Regions from separate parts of the Mus musculus genome. Here region 1 is linked to region 2. A link is a contact called in ENCODE Hi-C or POLR2A ChIA-PET data. All regions are on one chromosome and are shown on one strand. The core of a region is the stretch at or near the end of the contact, and the rest is flanking DNA. Distances in the headings are between cores, read along the strand shown.

Region 1 (3,175 bases), core at 78-2,577, 47 kb after region 2:
ATGCTCAGAAATACTAACTTTTGTGGTTTCTGTCAATGCCCTTCACTGCAGCATTCAGGAGGAGGACAGACCAGTCATGACACTTGCCAATCAAGTACAGGTACATGTATTGTTCCTTGACTCTAATTTTTCTAATTTGAGGAAGCCGTTCTGCATTCCTGGATAAACATACTCACTGGAAAAGAAGAATTAAATATGGACTCGGCACAGTATCTTCTTTGAAACAGCTTCTTTTTGAATCATTAGGATTCAGGGAAGTAGGAAGTCTTTTCTGTAACAGGGTTTGTAACTTTGACTCAACCATGAACTGCACAAGAATAAACCTTCCCAAGAAGAGACATGAATTCTCAATACTCTATGTTTCCAGTGTAACTCCTTTAATACAGTGATCTCATTAGACAGTATTATGAATATTTCTGATATCTTTGTATTCAAGAAGAAAATATCTCAGTGTTCTGTTTAGGAGAAGTGAGGGAAATTCAAGACAGATAACACTAATGTTCAAATATTGTCAAATATGACCGATGACAGGATCAGTGCAGAGACAGAAAAATCAATAAGGAACATCAAACCTAAGGCAGGGGGAAATCCTATAGTGCACAGTGGATTAAGAGTTAGTACACACGCCGGGCGTGGTGGCGCACACCTTTAATCCCAGCTCTCCGGAGGCAGAGGCAGGCAGATTTCTGATTTCGAGGCCAGCCTGGTCTACAGAGTGAGTTCCAGGACAGCCAGAGAAACCCTATACAGAGAAACCCTGCCTCGAAAAAAAAGAGTTAGTACACACATCATTGTGATCCCAGTAACTCTGTCCCGCCCCTTGGGAGACATACAGAAGAGAAAAACCAGTGGAGTGCTCAGAAAACATCTGCTGGTGACTAGCTTTGATTTCTAATTCTTCTATCTTAAGCGACTAGGATGGTTTCAATAGAATCGTAAAGAGATAATGCTCACTCCTACATTAACTTCCTGCTTCCACATTCTTAAATAAAGCAGATCATGAAAGCATGAATTTTCCATTTGTTAATAAGATTCTATAGTAGGTCGGAGTTTTTAAATCAAAATGTTTTATCAGAGATAACATGGAAACCTGATAGGCGGGATTAATGTGAAAGGTTCAGCTCACAGGCAAACATTTCGTGCCGTGACCAAGGACTGTAAAAGAGCCCAAATTCCCTGTGCATGTCCATGTGCACCTGCTCTCAGTGGACTGTAATCCAGGCAGTGTACAAAACCTCTTCAGTGGGTTCCCGGAAGTCCTTCCAATTGATTTGTGGGAAATGTAGTCCCGGCCCCTGTGACGGCATCAGAAAGTGCTGTCAGCATCAAATTTCCATATTCTTTCGTCAAAGGTCGCTTCTCAAATTTGTGCAGTTGTCCTGTTGAGCGCTGCATTTGGATTTCTGACATGGAGGTTGGTGCAGGGAACAGCACCATCTTGCAGATATGAGGGACTGTGCAGGGTGGCGGGTAGGGCACGGAGAGTGCCGGCTTGGGCTTGTTGTGAGACAGGAAGCTGCTGACCTGGAGATGCTGTGCTGACCTAGGCTGGGTCACTGTCCCTGGGCACAGGTTTGATGAGGAGAACGTTAGAAACTACAGGATGGCAAGGGCAGGCAGGGTCTGCACACTGCCTGTGCCTGCGATGCTGACCAGAGCTCAAGCATGTTTAAAGGGAAACGTGCTCGGCCTAGTTGACCCATTCTCACTGGCTGTAGTCAGATTCTCTGGACATACAGAACACGGGGACATCTACCGCCCCCTATACGTCATGTCCTGGAGACTACTCCTTGTTTGAGTTCACACAGCTTTCTAAAGTTCCTAGTGTCCAGGGACAGAGAGTCCTGTGACGGTGATTGTTGTGTGGGGTGTTAATTACTTTTCCTTTGGAATGAATTGTTAGATTTATGGATGCCTTGGTTAGAGTGGGAATTTCTAATAGACATCTCAGTGACATGATTCCTCACAATACATGGCTGTATAGCCACAGAATAATCTTGTAATTGGTAACATCCCGTGTTTGCACAATCTATGTAATTATGGATTTTACACAGATTAAAAATGACTAGACAGTAATACCTCAACGGTTCTGAGTATGTTTGTGTTCTGAGTATGTGTTCTGTCCAGTATTTGGACTTCTTTTCAGATGTGAGAGATAGATGACTTGGTGTGATGAGAGAAAGATCGCTGGGAGGAGCTGGAAAGTCTGAAAGGGAAGGAGGAAATATCTCTGCTCATCTGCCAGGCTCTGTACATTGTTCTCTTTAATCTGGCAGGATCTGGATATTGTCTCATCATGTGATTTTCTTATGTATGTTCCTATTATTGGCAGTGTTCGAACTCTCTTAAATTTTCCCTGTCCCTCAATGTGACTTTCAGGTTTACTGATGCACCCTTAATAGTTTTAGGAAGAAGTCTTCAAATTTTTCAACTGTATTAGAAAGGCTGCAAGATAAATTTCAAAACCTGTGGCATACTTGGGAACTTATGATTTGCATATAGTAGGTTCCTGTTCATGCAAAATGCATAGTTGTCCTTTTGAAGAGTTAAGAGAATAGTTTAGTCCAGAGCCATTTTTGTAGCCATGATCTGAGAACACAGGTTTAATTAATCCAAATTCCATGCTCCAACATGAAATCTATTTCATGGTTTTACAGAACAAAGAATGTCATTAACCTAAGAAAGCTTAAAATACATTGGTGTAAGTCTGATAGAGGTATGTATATGTACCTTGAGATATGGGAGATATTCTATTCACCTAAGATACCATCTGCTGAGATTTTAGCTTTTGGGTTGATAGAATCTCATGTTCTGCCTAGTCAGTGGATTCTGAGAGGTTTTTATCTATTAACAAGCTGTGTGGTCCACTACATAGTGAGGCAAGGACTGTCCCTGAAGGGAAAATCAGCCCAAGACAGCTAACCCTGAACCTGCAGAATTCCAGGCTCTGCCCCTCAGTGAACTTCCACGTGGGCCATCAGTCTCTGCACACACAGACTCCTTACAAGAGTTTTGCATTCACAACATACACACAGGTTTTCTTTGTGTGTTTGTTTTTTCAGGGTTTCTTCTCCACATCCCCTCCTCCATCTCAGGCGATCTTGCTTATACTGTCCTCAGTCAAACCAAGCTTTAGTGAGCTGGAGATAAACAAGATAAACAAGATTGAGGGACA
Region 2 (3,288 bases), core at 422-2,921:
TTTCTTCTTACTACAGTCAGAAAGGCTAAGATCAACAAAACAACTGACAAAAAAAATCCTGGGAAGGAGTGGAAAAAAATGAACCTCCCAGTCACTGTTGCTAAGACTGCAACTTGGTACAGCAACTCTGGCAATCAGTATGGAGAACCCACAAAAAGCTAAAAGAATAAGTCAACATAAGACTCAGCATATGCCCAAAGGACTGTATTTCCTGCTTCCACCTCCCAAATGCAGATGTAACAGGAAACAGCACAGCATACACTGATGTTTTATTTTCAATCATAGATCTGTTTAAGAAATATATTAAGTAAAAGTGTAGATAGACAGACAGATAGATAGATAGATATCAAACATCTATGTGTTGTGACCTATAATATAATTGTGCTTATTGCTGTATCACCTCTACATTGTAGGAAACGAGATTTAAGGTACAAGAAAATGTACTTTTCACACCTTAAACAGTGTAAAACGGCACATTCTTAGTTTCCTGCAGATTAGTGACATTAATTAGAAAATGTCCATATTTTAATGATTGTTAGATGATACATAGAAAGTATTGGTATTGATGTAGTTTAAAGCCCATGCTTCTCAGGTATAGATTTTAATGCTGTAAGTCAGTCTCCAGCACACAAATCAATTTGACTGAAGTGTGGCAAAAACAGTACAAATGTCAGGATGAGCAGCGGCTGTATACAAAGGGCAGGGTGAGCATTGGCTGTATACAATCACAGGACCCTGAGTGAGCCACAGCTCTTCAACTTCACTCTCAATCTTTCCACACAACACCAAATTTCTGACATCGCAGTCTCCGGTGCAATTGTATGTGGTAATAATCTCTAGTATTTTCCACTCTGCAGTGTTGTAGGATCAGTGATAGCTGGGACAAAGTTCAGAGTGCCCCCTCGATGAGATTTTTTTTTTTTTCCTCATACAGGTGTGTGAATGTGAGGGTTCTGTCACAGTGGGTAAAGGAGTGATTCCTATCCAAAGTGAGCCGCCCTGAAAACTAACAATTTATCACAAAGAAAACGGGACGAACATCCCATACACCAAACTCCCCCGCAGAACTCACTGTCCTGGAAACTATGAGCCACACGAACTCAAAATCAGAGTCCTGGGCCTCTCATTGAATACGGGAGGGCCCAGAAAAACCCACTTGCTCTAGATTTCCTGAGGGATCTGACAACAGCAATGTGAAAACTAGTTAACAGCAAGCTTCCCCAGCCAAGGTGGGGTATGAGCTCTCATCACAGCCTGCCTCTGGCACGGTCAGCCAAGCCACCCTGCTCTACCAACCCTAGACTTTCCAGTCTCCATTCTCGCAGTAGCAGGCCACCTCTCAGGTCCCTGAAACACATGATTGACTCTGTCAGCCGCTCTGTCCTAACAGAGCAATCACTCCTTGCACCGTGCGTGCGCCCCACCCCTGCACTCTGGCCAAGCCTAGGTCCGCACTGCAGGACCACGTGGGCTTCTCTCCGCCTCCCGCCCAGCCCTCCCCGGCTCCCTGCACCCCGGGCCCGCCCACCCGTATAGTTCATGAGGCCTGCAAGGCTAGGCTGCAGCCGGGACCAACCTCCATGTCGAGCGCGGAGCGCAAGCCACACTGTTCCAACTTTGAGAAAGCCGCAGAGTTTGGAGAAACACAAAAGCAAAATGAACCGGAAGCACAGAGGAGTAGAGTCCGGTCTAGCGGAGTCATGCTAAGAGAGACTACATTTCCCAGAAGTCTACGCGAAGGACTGCCCTGAACCAAAGTCAGGGAGAACTATTTATAGCCTGTCACTGGATTAGGCTGCTTTTTAAGTCTCAAATTTACAAAGGTCTTGTGGGAATATAAATCCAGCCTTTGACGGCAACTTGTATTAGGTTTACTTCTTACTCTGATCAAAGACGTTACCTAAAAAGCTCTGGGGTTCCTAGAGTCTTTTGGCAGGAGGAAAACTCATTGACTCAATTATACTAGATTTAAAATAAAAACCATCAGCAGCTCCTGCCTCCGGGTTCCTGCCCTCTTTGAATTCCAGCCTTGGCTTCTTCCAATGGACAGCAATCCAGGTTATGTAAACCAAATAAACTCTTTTCTCCTGTGATTTCTATTCTTGGTACTTGACTACATCTAGAATTAGATGGAATCCAGAAGAAATACAAGGGACACCTTTGAGGGATTTTTGTTTGTTTGAAGTGGGTGGATCCACTTCTAGTCATGACTTGTGAGGTAGATGTTGTGGGTTGCCCTGGTGCTGTTTGTATTCTGATGTTAATTCAGCTTCCTCAAGAGGGGTTGCCCCTGAGAGGAGTGGATCACATACTCAGGTGATTTCCTGTGAACCTTCTCCCCATTCTAACTGGTCAAATAAAGACTAGAGCCTGTGATTGGGCAGTGGAAGGGAAAGGTGGGGCTAGAGGTTTTAGGAAGTGAGGGAAGAGTAGGGAGCGAGGGAGGAAGAAGACTGAGGAAGAGAAGATAAGAGGAAGATGGAGCAGAACCACAAGGCCCTGAGAGGCAGCAAATAATGTGGGATCTCACAGCTGGGGAATAGAGTAGTGTAGTGATAAATCTGCTCAGTCTAAGCGTGCAGCTTGTAAATAATGTAACTGAGTTGTGTGGTTTTTGCATAGACTTATTGGGGTATCAGGGTTGGGGAATTACTGCAACAGGTGGAAATACATGCCTTTAATTCCAATCCTGAGGTGGGAAGATAACAATTTTAATCTGGACCACACCTTCTGCTGGAAGTCTATATAACAGCAATTTTCTCTTTTTTCTCTTCCTTCCTTCCTTTTTTTTTTTTTTTTTTTTTTCTTTTCCGAGACTGGGTTTCTCTGTGTAGCCCTGGCTGTCCTGGAACTCATTTTGTAGACCAGGCTGGCTTCTAACTCAGAAATCTGCCTGCCTCTGCCTCCCGAGTGTTGGGATTAAAGTCATGTGCCACCGCGCCCTGCTATAAAGCAATTTTCAACATGCAAGTTATGACCCCTTGAGGGTCAAACAACCCTTTTCAGGGGTTGCTTAAGATCATCTGCATATCACATAGTTACATTACAATTCATAACAGCAAAATTAGTGATAAAATATCAAAAAATAATTTTATGGTTGGGGAGTCACAACATGAGGAACTGTATTAAGGGCTCACAGCATTAGGAAGATTGAGAACCACTGCTACATAGATACGGAAGATGGAAGCTTTTGCTCTTTGTCTGCTTGCTGTTACCTAGCAAGTCCGTTCCCTCATGGGCATTATAGCTACATCTTTGGGATTCCAGCATATACCGAGCACCAGCTTG

Evidence for each region. A loop is a pair of places that touch in the nucleus more often than their neighbours do. ChIA-PET counts read pairs that join two places held with the same protein, here RNA polymerase II (POLR2A).
Region 1: a map of heart shows a loop between it and region 2 (8-fold over the local background). The contact joins the promoter of Zfp759 here to the promoter of Zfp708 in region 2. A Hi-C loop is called at or near these places in 3 of 37 maps with a recorded cell type or tissue (gastrocnemius and heart). POLR2A ChIA-PET finds 5 or more read pairs at or near these places in 3 of 5 experiments (Patski and embryonic stem cell).

The regions. Positions count from the first base shown.
Region 1 is chr13:67,126,901-67,130,075 of GRCm38, forward strand. It overlaps Zfp759 (zinc finger protein 759), which reads left to right and starts at 1,328. Exons shown (of 4, transcript NM_172392.3): 1 at 1,328-1,414. The coding sequence starts at 1,409.
Region 2 is chr13:67,079,874-67,083,161 of GRCm38, forward strand. It overlaps Zfp708 (zinc finger protein 708), which reads right to left and starts at 1,672. Exons shown (of 4, transcript NM_001012448.2): 1 at 1,577-1,672. The coding sequence starts at 1,582.